Linked DNA regions of Homo sapiens: region 2 is linked to region 1. A link is a contact called in ENCODE Hi-C or POLR2A ChIA-PET data. All regions are on one chromosome and are shown on one strand. The core of a region is the stretch at or near the end of the contact, and the rest is flanking DNA. Distances in the headings are between cores, read along the strand shown.

Region 1 (5,879 bases), core at 3,380-5,879:
CTTGCATCCTCTCTTTCCCTCAAACCACCGCATCTCTCACCTGGATTATCGTAACAGCTTCCTGTGTCCCAGCTGCAGTCCCCCGCCCATTACATTTTGTTCCTAACACAGCAGCCAGAGTGAGCCTTTTGAAAGGGAAGATTATGGGGCTCTTTGGCTCACATAGTGCAGTGTCTCCCCATCTGACCACTAAGGCCTGGCTGTGACCATATCACCCCTGCGACCTCAACTCCCCTCACCTCCACTCCAGACACACCTGCTGTTCTATGGTGCTGCCTGCAGTTCAACACCAAAGAATATTCTTCGCTCCAGGAAGAAAAACGGTTTTCTCCACCTCCAATCACAATGTGTTCTTTTGGCCTATCTTTTGCTCCCCACCCACCCTTTTTTTTGAGACGGAGTCTTGCTCTGTCGCCCAGGCTGGAATGCAGTGGCACGATCTTGGCTCACTGCAACCTCCACCTCCACCTCCCGGGTTCAAGCGATTCCCCTGCCTCAGCCTCCTGAGTAGCTGGGACTATAAATGCGTGCCACCACGCCCAGCTCATTTTTTGTATTTTAGTAGAGATGGGGTTTCACCATGTTAGCCAGGATAGTTTCGATCTCTTGACCTCGTGATCCACCCGCCTTGGCCTCCCAAAGTGCTGGGATTACAGCTGTGAGCCACCGCGCCCGGCCTTATTTTCCCCTTTTAGGAAACACTGGGAACTATTTTCTTCTCAGAGAAAAACAGGACTTGCCCAATAGTAACATGGAAACTTAACAGGGTCTTAACCTGTGAAGACTCTAGGAGCAGAACCCGGAGTAAGGGGGAGCAGGGGCCGGAGTAAGGGGAGCAGGGCCCCGTCTAAGATGGGGCAGGGCCTGGGCTAAGGGAGAGCAGGGCCGGGCTAAGGGGAGGCAGGGCCCAGTCTGAGGTGGGGGCAGGGCCTGGTCTAAGGGGAGCAGAGCCTGGGCTAAAGGGCAGCTGAGCCCAGTCTGAAGGAGAGCCGAGCTATCTGAATAGGGGCTAGCACCTGTTCTAAAGGAAGTGGCTGCTCCCCTGCTTTCGCTGTAAGAGGGAACACAGGCCTTTTAAGAAAATGGGAATCAAGTTTTTTGTTTAATTTCCCAAAGGTTATATGTTGACAATTAACTTCAAAGTATTAGCTGCTTTTTGTAGGCCAAATAAACACGTCTGTGGGCCAGATCTGGCCCAGGACTAGAGTTGCCAGTGGCAACTTCTGGCCCAGGCTGAATGGTGGGCAGGAAGGAAATGGAGCCCCCAGGAGTGGGAGTGGGAGCTGATGCCTGGGTACGGGAGCTCTGTGGGTGGGAGTGAGACAAAAAACAGGGTCTTGAGCTCTGGGGAGCAAGCAGTGTCCTCCAGTGAAGGAAATCCTGGACTCGCAGGCAGAAGTTTTGCCTCTTACTCGCCATGTGCTCTGAATAAAGTTACCTGCCCTCCACGAGCCTGTTTCCTTATCTGAAAAATGGGGACACCTGACCCCTTCCCTGCCCAGTTTAGTGTTGTGGGACAGGGCTGCTGTCAAGACAATACCCAGTCCTGCCCTCCTCCCAGAGTGGGCCAGGGTAGCCCACGTAGCCTCTTCCCTGCTTTCCTGGGTGGCACTGCCAGCCTGACCCCCTGGTGTCCATTCAGTCTAGTCCTTCATATTTCTGGGGCACGGGGAAGCTCTGAGTAACGTGGGACTATAAAGTGCAAGAGGGTTGCTGATGGCCTGGTCCCGTGCCCTCTCCATTCCTGGGCATTCTTGACAAAGGCTCCCAGCAACTGAGGGTACGCAGCAGCTGCAGACACCAGCCTGACAAATATCTCATTGTGGGGAGGGGGCCATAGCAGGAGTGGGGAGCCAGGGAAATACAGAACCTGGGACTGGGAGGTGTTGATGTGAGAAGCCCAAGAAACTTCATTCCACCTGTCAAAGCCACCTCCTTCCAGATGCCCAAATCTGAGCCACTTGCTGGGCAGGGACTTTGCCTTTGCACTTGCTGAATACCATCTGCACCTCTCAGGAGGGAGAGTGCCAGGCTCAGGAGTCCCTGCCGAGCTAGGAAAGGGGGCTGGGGTGGGCTCTGCCATTTTTTGAAGGCTGGCAGGGGGACCCCTCAGGAGGTACTTGGGGCAGTACCATATGCTGTGGCTCCTGAGTGAGAGTCAGCTCTGCGCCCCACAAGACCACTCCCTACCCAGAATTCACTGTCATCATGTGCTGGGTCCAGATGCCCATGCAGCCTCCTGGCGGGAGCATCACATGTGCCGCCTGCCTGGGATGGCCCATGGAAGAGTCTGCCCCGCTCTGCCCTGCTATGGAACAACTCCTGTTCTGTCTTCAGCGAGTGGTGTTCATTTAAGTGATGACTGGGCTGGCCCCCATGGCACAGTTATCACAGAGAGTCTGCTGCTACCCATGGCTGAGAGCTCTAATTCTTCCTGGTGGTCTCTGAAGCCACCAGGACGGATGAACAGCAGCTTCACCCTCTTGGCTGACTCAGCTGCCTTTCATCAGCTCATCTGCCCCTAGGATCCACTCTGCCTCTGGCTGGCACTTGACCTGAGCCCCAGGCTCACACCTCTGCCCACAGGCCCAGCCGCTGCTTCACGTCCAACTCCATCCCCCACCAAGCACTGCCCCTCATCAGCTACTGGGGTACCACTAGTGCCCCCACATGGTGCCCCCTCTCCAGACCCTCGGGTCCGGCTGTAGCTTCCTTCTGGAAGCTATACCCCAAGACCCCAGCCCTGCTCTAGGGCCCTGTATCCCCGACTTTCTGCATCCTTCTCCCTCCTTCTGGGAACATGAACTTGCCCTGCCAGCCTGGCGGCTCCTGGAGGACAGGACACTAGCGCCTGGACAATGGCAGGCCCGGGAACGTCTGCTGCCAGTGATGCTGGAGCTGGCATCCATGTCCACATGATGTCCATGGCACAGCGGCCACCTGAGGCTGGGGGCATCTGAGTGGTGGCTGCAAAGTTGGGCCCTTACCTCTGCCTGAGTGAAGTTCACCAGGGCCTCCCCTGTGCTGTCCTGCTGGGCGTGGAACAGCCGGCCTAGCTGGGGGCCCCGCACCACACGGTAGAGCAGGAGCTGGGGGTCAGTGCCTGCGCTGGAGCTGGCCCTGAGGGTCTGACTGCTGAGTGGCTGGACGGACCCTGCCAGAGGCAAAAGGGGATATCAGATTTTGACTGGGAGCCAGGTCCAGGCCTGTGTTTGCAAAGAGGCAGCGTGACCCTGGCATGCCACCCTCAGCTCCGCCCCAGCTCCTGGCACCCAGGAATGCCCATGATCAGCACACCCACCTGGGCAGACAGTCAGTGTCTGGCTGCCCTTCAGCGAGAGGAGCACTTGCTTCTGGGCCGTCACTCGGAAGAAGTGTCCGGGGGAAGTGTGCTCGCCGTCAGAGAGGCGGAAGCGGAAGCCTCCATCCAGGGTTCCTGGGGACAGGGGCATTGGGTCCAGCTGGCCCGAGCCGGCTCCCCATCTCAGGGCACCCCCGTGGGCAGCAGGAACCCGAGGCCCGGCCCTCAGCACCCACCTCTGTGTGAGAACAGCACGAGCCCGCCGTCCAGCTGGGCCTGCGTGAAGCTGCGCACCTCAGTGCCCGGCGCCCCCCGCAGCACTACCCGCCCGTTGCTGGGCTGCTCGATGGTGTAGACCAGATCCTCAGACCCAGAGTCGCCGTCCGTGCTCCTCAGAGCCTCCGCAGGGATGGGCGCAGTGGCCCCCTCCCACATCTGGGAACACAGGCCTGTGAAGGTTCTGCCTTGCCGCACTCACCCACCCCTTCCTCCCCGGCCCTGGGCTGCCACCAGGGCTCCAGTCCTGCTGCGGCTCAGCCCCTCGGGTGGCATCGAGGCTGGCGCCACTCTGGCTCCCCTGCACAAAGGGCCTCCCGCATTCACCTTCCCTGTCACCCCAGGGAAGGCCCCAGGGAAGGTCACCCTCCAGGCCCAGCCTCCCTGCTCTCCATCTGCCCTAGTCCTGTGTGTCCCTCAAGGCCAGCTTATGTCCCCTACCCAGGAAGGCCCCAGCTCTTACCCTCACCAAGTTCTCACTCCCAGAAACCCCCAGCGCTGACCAACAGTGCTCCCTAATCTGTCTCACTGGTGGGACAGGGGTCTCCTTTCAGAGCCTCCGTGTGTGCCTGGCCGGGGCCGGGCACAGGTGGGAATGGTGATTTTAGAAATGGGCCCTCCTTCCAGCTGAGGGAGGGGTGCGTGGCGCAGAGAGTGGGGGGCTGATGGTTGGCACTGTTCTGCAGCACAGAATCAGCGTGGGATGGGCCCAGGTGCTTCCAGAGCAGTTAGGGGCCCTCCTTATGTTGGGCAAAGGGGACCCCTTTTTCAGGCCTCCCACTTGCAAGCAGAGCAGGTGCCTGTTCCTGAGGTCCTGGTACCAGTCTTGCTGGGTCAATTACTTGCGGGCAGAGCTGCAGTGGGACTCACATGCCCGGAAAACAGAGCCTTCTGGCATTCCTGGGCTTCCTCCCCCGGCCCCAGGGAGCCCTCAGGCCCAGCCCTGGCAGGAGGGGCCATAATGTTGCGGGGCAGGACCCCAGCACTAGGCTTCTGGAGCAAACACAGGTAGATGGCACCACCTGGTGGCTGTGCTGCCACACAGCCGTCCTGGCCTGTGGTTCCAGAGCACTGTGTCCCACTCTTTGGCGGCTTCCGCACCACCAGGCCACCCGCTACGGGCACATCCTAGACCACCAAGGCCCCGCCCCCACCCCCGCCCCAGGCACCCCATGCCAGAGACAGCCCAAGTCAGCCCTTTATGGAAACTTCAGTGGCTCCTGCTGACCGGGGAGGATGCACCCCAGAAGCTGGGGTTCAAAGCCCTGCCATGTGGGCTTTGTAAAGCCATGCCCTTTCTGTTCCACCAGAACTACTTTTGCAACCATGGAGAAGTTCCATCCCACGTCTGGGCCTCAACTTCCACCTGCAGAGTGGGGCCCTTACCTCTGCCTGAGCGAAGTTCACCAGGGCCTTCCCTGCACTGTCCTGCTGGGCGTGGAACAGCCTTGTGCAGGAGTTTGGGGAGCCAAGCCATGGCCTTCACTTGCTGGGTGAAGGTGGGAAACTTAACAGCTTCCGCCCTGATGCCTGCCCTTAAGGGCTTGTAAGTGATTCTGTCAGATGTTCTGGTCCTTAGCCACAGAAGAAGGAACAGCAGAGCCACCCGTGGCCGCTCAGAAGTCTGCCTACCATACTTGCAAACATCCAATAAAAAAACTTCCCACCTGTGTTCTATTTCAGCACAATCTCACTTCTCTCCTTCCAACAACCCCGTGAGGCATGTGGCAGCGTCCCCATTTTGCAGAGGAGGAAACTGAGGATCAGAGCTGGGGGAGCTCTGAGCCGCGAAGTAGGGGACGCTGGCCTCTTTCTCGAAGCAGACATGGGGGTGTTCCCAGGGATGCTCTCACCTGCAGGCCTGTGTTTGTAGTGAGGATGGGGGGTTGGTCATTGACAGGCAGGACAGTGACAGTGAAGGCCACAGGATGGCTCTGGCGATCCATCTCGGAGGCATTAGCCATCAGGACAAAACTGTCTGTCAGTGTCTCGCTCCCGTCATGCACGTAGCGGATCAGCTGCTCTTCCACCTAGGGGCAGGCCCAGGGCTGGCAGTCAGGCCCCAGCAGCACCCTTCATGCCCTGCCTTTGGGTGCAGGAGGAGACTGACTCTTTTAGGGCTTCATTTTCCATTGGTAGAAAATGGGGACCATAAGTTCTGGCTCCGAGGAGTTGTGAGGAAGAAAAGATATATGGTATTTAAAGCATAGGTGCTTCTGAAATGTGACTCCCCGTCTCCTCTCTGTGTATAACCCCCAGACTGGGAGTCCCCAGGGCTCCCTCCACTCTGCCCCCAGAGCTG
Region 2 (5,405 bases), core at 1,253-3,752, 150 kb before region 1:
ATCGCTTGAACCAGGAGGTGGGGTTGTAGTGAGCCAAGATCGCACCACTGCACTCCAGCCTGAGCGACAGAGAGAGACTCCATCTCAAAAAAAAAAAAAAAAAAAGAAAAGAAAGAAAGAAAGAAAGAAAAAGAAAGGGAGGGCTAGGCACGGTGGCTCATGCCTGTAATCCTAGCACTCCGGGAGGCCAAGGCAGGAAGATCACTTGAGGCCAATTCAAGATCAGCCTGGCCAACGTAGTGAGATCCTGTCTCTATAATAGATATATATATTACATTATATATATTACATATTATATTATTATATATTATATTATAATATATAATATATTATTATTATAATAAAATATATATTATAATAATAAAAATATATATTATAATATATTATATTATAATATATTATAATATAATTTATTATATAATATTATTATATTATAATATATTATATATTATTATATTATAATATACTATAATATATATTATTATATTATAATATACTATAATATATATTATTATATTATAATATACTATAATATATATTATTATATAATATACTATTATATATATTATTATATTATAATATATATAATATATATTATTATATAATATATATAATATATATTATTATATAATATATATAATATAATATATTATTATAATTATTATAATATAATATATAATAGAATATATTATAATATATCATAATATAATATAATATATATTATAATATATTATATATTATGATATATTATATATTACGATATATTATATATTATTATATATTATATTATATATTATAATATATATTTTTATTATTATAATGTATATTTTATATTATATATAATATATATAAGAAAAATAAAGAGAAAAAGCATAATAGCAATGACCTACTTCGGAGTCTTGGCAACAAGTCCTACCTTACAAATACAATTCAAATTGCTACACACTATTTAAACAACTGGCAAACTAAAATCCCAGGAGAGTCAGCAATACCTCATAACAGAGCATCTGATTCATCCCCCAATTTCTAGGAAAGGACAAAAGTACTTTATAAACCCCAGGAAAGTCTAAACGGCCTGAGGCTGCACCTGAGCTTTAGAGCCTTACGATTAAGGCAACATAGCTTACACCATTGGAGAAGGAAAGAACCAGCAAAACCAATCAGGCAAAGTGCATGAAAAGAGCCAAGAAATAAAGGCCATGAAGAAAAGCTTTCAGAAGATCATTCTGGCCTGGAACCAGCTGAAGCCACGCCAGAGAAATGAGTCCCAGAGAAGACAACAGGACAAACTTAGAATGCTCCTTCAGAAAATAGTTTGAATTGCCTCTGTGGAGTGAGTGGCCAGCATCAAAATGAGGAAAGATGGAAGGAAAAAGAAGTGAGCACAGAAAGATCCCAGAAATAAAACTCTAGCCAGTCAGTAAATTCCCCAGGAGACATGGTACCTGTTTTTGTTTTTTGTTTTTTCTGCTTTTTTTTTTTCTTTTGAGACAGAATCTCGCTCTGTCGCCCAGGCTGGAGTACAGTGGCGCAATCTTGGCTCCTGGCAAGCTCCACCTCCCGGGTTCACGCCATTCTCCTGCTTCAGGCTCCCGCCACCACACCCGGCTAATTTTTTTGTATTTTTAATAGAGACAGGGTTTCACCATGTTAGCTGGGATGGTCTCGATCTCCTCACCTCGTGATCCACCTGCCTCGGCCTCCCAAAGTGCTGGGATTACAGGCGTGAGCCACCACCCCCGGCCGAGACATGGTACCTGTTTTTTAATTAACCTATTATCCTTTAAATACAGTTCTCTAGTGGGCCTCTCTGATGTTGCTTATAGAATAAAACACCAGAATAATAGAACATATTTTTCCTGCTACTTAGCTGGGTATACAATTTCTAATAAAAAATAATCAACGGATAAATCAATGTATAAGTAGAAGTGGAAAATGTAAATGACCAAGAGGTGATATGAACTCATCACATATCCATCTGTTAAGATAAATTTTCATTTTTTGGCTGGGCACAGTGGCTCGCCCCTGTAAACCCAGCACTTTGGGAAGCCAAGGTGGGCAGATCATGAGGTCAGGGGTTCGAGACCAGCCTGGCCAACATAGTGAATGAAACCCTGTCTCTACTGAAAATACAAACAATTAACAGGGTGTGGTGGCAGGTGCCTGTAATCCCAGCTACGTGGGAGGCTGAGGCAGTAGAATCGCTTGAACCCAGGAGGCAGAGGTTGCAGTGATCCAAGATCGTGCCACTGCATTCCAGCCCAGGAGACAGTGCGAGACTCTGTCTCAAAAAAAAAAAAAGATAACTTTTCATTTTTCATAAATAAACCATGTCCTAATAAGAGAAAGGCATGCAGGTTTCACACACTTCCTTCAAAGTACATCTTGCCTTCCTTTTTATTAAGCTCAGTTCCTCCAAGGTCCTTAATGTTCTGTAGCTCCCAAGAGCTGTTGCCTTGAGCTGACCTCTGTCCCCCTGCTGGTCAGGATGTTATTCTTGGCTTTAAGCACAGGAACAATTCCTCCTGGTTTGGCCTGACCAGGCCTTGCATGTAGAGTCCAGTGTACTATAAACAGTGATGTGATATTTACAGATACAAATACACATGCGTAGCACCTGCTCTGTTCAGCCTCAGATTCACCCTCCTGCACACCCATCCCTCTGGTGGAAGAGATGAACCTCTAAAAGGAGTCAGAAAGAATGGCCTCATCTTCAACAACCTTCCTTTAGACAGTTAATCAGATTTCTCCCTCTGCTTACACATAGGTTTAACATGACCACTGAGTACAAAGTAATTTGTAGCTCTGCTGGTTACCAGAAAAACAAGTCCCAGCAACTTTAATCAGCAACACAGTCTTCAGAAGGGATAATTGAAATTCTCAAAATTAAAACTCAGTTTATTTCCTAGTGAAAGAAAGAATGAGCCAAAAGATGAGTCACAGCTTAGAAAATATTTTAACTCCAGGACAATGGTTTGAATCTATCTATGCTTATGAAACACAAGTTGTTAACACCTGGCAGCTAAGGAAGAGCTGGAGTTCAAACAGCTCTGGTCTTCCTTTGGGATAAGGTCTGAATTGATATATGGAGAAACTAACATTACCACTTACAACCCTCCTTAACCAGTTTTTCAGGTAAGGGTAAGATTTGTTTTGTTTTGCTTTTTTGAGACAGGTTGTTGCTTTGTCACCGAGGATGGAGTGGAGCAATCATGGCTCACTGCAGCCTCGACCTCCTGGGCTCAATTGATCCTCCTGCCTCAGCCTTTCCAAGTGGCTGAGACTACATGCACACGTCACCATGCCTGGCTAATTTTTGCATTTTTTAGTAGAGATGGGGTTTCACCATGTAGCCCAGGCTGATCTCGAACTCCTGGGCTCAAGAAATCCACCTGCCTCAGCCTCCCAAAGTGCTGGAATTACAGGCATGAGCCACCGTGCCTGGCCTCAAGGGTAAGATTTGTTCCTGCATAGTCAAAAAGCATACTATAATTATCTACTTCTCCCACAACCATGTTTAAATAAATAAAAACAAGTTTCTTGACTATGGCCATGAAGATAAAGATACTAGAGAACCTGCTATAAAACAGCTGAGAAAGCTGTCAATTAAGCAGGGTACACCCTGGACACAATTCATTAGTGTTGAAATAATGGTATCAGAGAGAATAAAACCAACAACATAGCCTCCATGTTACATCAAACTCCCAAGAGCAGCTATAATTTTGAGATGAGCTTTGGGCAAGGAACTAGCCACTCAAGAGGACAAGAATAATGTGCTGGCACTCTCAGTTCCACAGGTAGTACCTTAAATCCTATATCCCAAGACAACCTAGGAGAGTGAAGAGCCAGACCTGTAAGAAACCTGCTCTTGAAATAAACAAAAAACTTCTGTCTCCTGAAATATCAGTTACCTAGCAACAAAGGAGAAAGTTTAGTGTGGTTTTGGGGATTATAAAGAACCAATCCATCTTCTTATTCACTACTGTGTGTTATTTGGGCAAGTCATTTAACCTCTCTGAGCCACAATTTCCTCACCTTGAATGAGAAACGGATGGAAGAGCACCCACTACCATACCTAGCACTTGGTAGTCTCTGAATGGATGAATGTTCATTCTCTTTTTTCTTTACTCTGGTCATTTCACACTAAAACTTCTTTCAACAAAGATAGAATTTCTTAGAATCATATGACCTCTGTTGCTTCCCTTTAGTCTGTATCAATGCAATCTCTCTAATCCATTTTATACAAAACCATACATTTAAACTAGAAATATGTGTTCAGGCTGGGAGTGGTGGCTCACATCTGTAATCCCAGCACTTTGGAAGGCCAAGGTGGGAAGACTGCTTGAGCCCAGGAGTTAGAGACCAGCCTGGGCAACATGGTGAGACCCCATCTCTACAAAAAAATTTAAAAATTAGCCATGCATGGTGGCACATGCCTGTGGTCCCAGCTACTCGGGGGGCTGAGGTGGGAGGAGTGCTTGAGCCTAGGATGCCAAGGCTGCAGAGGGCCAAGATCATACCACTGCAGTCCAGCCTGGGTGACTGAGTGAGACTCTATCTCAAAAAAAAAAAAAAAAGGCCAGGTGCAATGGTTCACGCCTATAATCCCAGCACCTTGGGAGGCCGAGGCAGGTGGATCACCTGAGGTCAGAAGTTTGAGACCAGCCTGGCCAACAGGGTGAAACCTCGTCTCTACTAAGAAAACAAAAATTAACCAGGTGTGCTGGCTTGCGCCTGTAATCCCAGCTACTCAGGAGGCTGATGCGGGAGAATAGCTTGAACCCAGGAGGCAGAGGCTGCAGTAAGCCAAGATCATGTCATTGTACTCCAGCCTGGGTGACAAGAAAGAAAGAAAAACAAAAGAAATAAACATTCAACTGAAAACGATTTTTTTTTTTTTTGAGACAGAGTCTCACTCTGTTGCCCAGGCTGGAGTGCAGTGGCGTGATCTCGGCTCACTGCAAGCTCCGTCTCCTGGGTTCACGCCATTCTCCTGCCTCAGCCTCCTGAGTAGCTGGGACTACAGGCGGCCGCCACCATGCCTGGCTATTTTTTTGTATTTTTAGTAGAGACGGGGTTTCACTATGTTGGCCAGGATGGTCTCGATCCCTTGACCTCGTGATCCACCTGCCTCGGCCTCCCAAAGTGCTGGGATTACAGGCCTGAGCCACCGCGCCCGGCCTCAACTGAAAACACTTTTTAAAGGACCAATTATTCCTTATTCAAGGCTCTGTGGCTATAAAGAAAAAGCTGAGGCCAGAAGTATTTAGACTTCAGTTCCCATCTTTTTGTCCCTACTCTCAGACTTCTCTGGCAGCTCCAGAGATTAACAATGCCATCCTAGGCACAAGCTCCTTTTAACAGCGCAAACTATGGAGAGGTCTCAATACAATAAAGAAACAGGT

The links. A loop is a pair of places that touch in the nucleus more often than their neighbours do. ChIA-PET counts read pairs that join two places held with the same protein, here RNA polymerase II (POLR2A). Pooled maps may share reads with other maps.
Region 2: a loop to region 1 is called in a pooled map, with 3 times the contacts of the local background. The contact joins two enhancer-like sites. A Hi-C loop is called at or near these places in 3 of 50 pooled maps. POLR2A ChIA-PET finds 5 or more read pairs at or near these places in 2 of 52 experiments (Panc1 and naive thymus-derived CD4-positive, alpha-beta T cell).

Annotation. Positions count from the first base shown.
Region 1 is chr15:75,679,306-75,685,184 of GRCh38, forward strand. It overlaps CSPG4 (chondroitin sulfate proteoglycan 4), which reads right to left. Exons shown (of 10, transcript NM_001897.5): 5 at 5,431-5,607; 6 at 3,538-3,736; 7 at 3,302-3,436; 8 at 2,988-3,154. Among named protein-coding and RNA genes, the nearest start is that of CSPG4, 31 kb to the right of the region's middle. RefSeq lists an enhancer at 3,152-3,996. Within about 2 kb of position 4,630, at least 2 of the 41 ENCODE cell types and tissues checked have a DNase peak (open chromatin) inside an H3K27ac peak, as active enhancers do.
Region 2 is chr15:75,530,114-75,535,518 of GRCh38, forward strand. The region is part of intron 1 of PTPN9 (protein tyrosine phosphatase non-receptor type 9); the gene reads right to left. Among named protein-coding and RNA genes, the nearest start is that of PTPN9, 46 kb to the right of the region's middle. Within about 2 kb of position 2,503, at least 23 of the 41 ENCODE cell types and tissues checked have a DNase peak (open chromatin) inside an H3K27ac peak, as active enhancers do.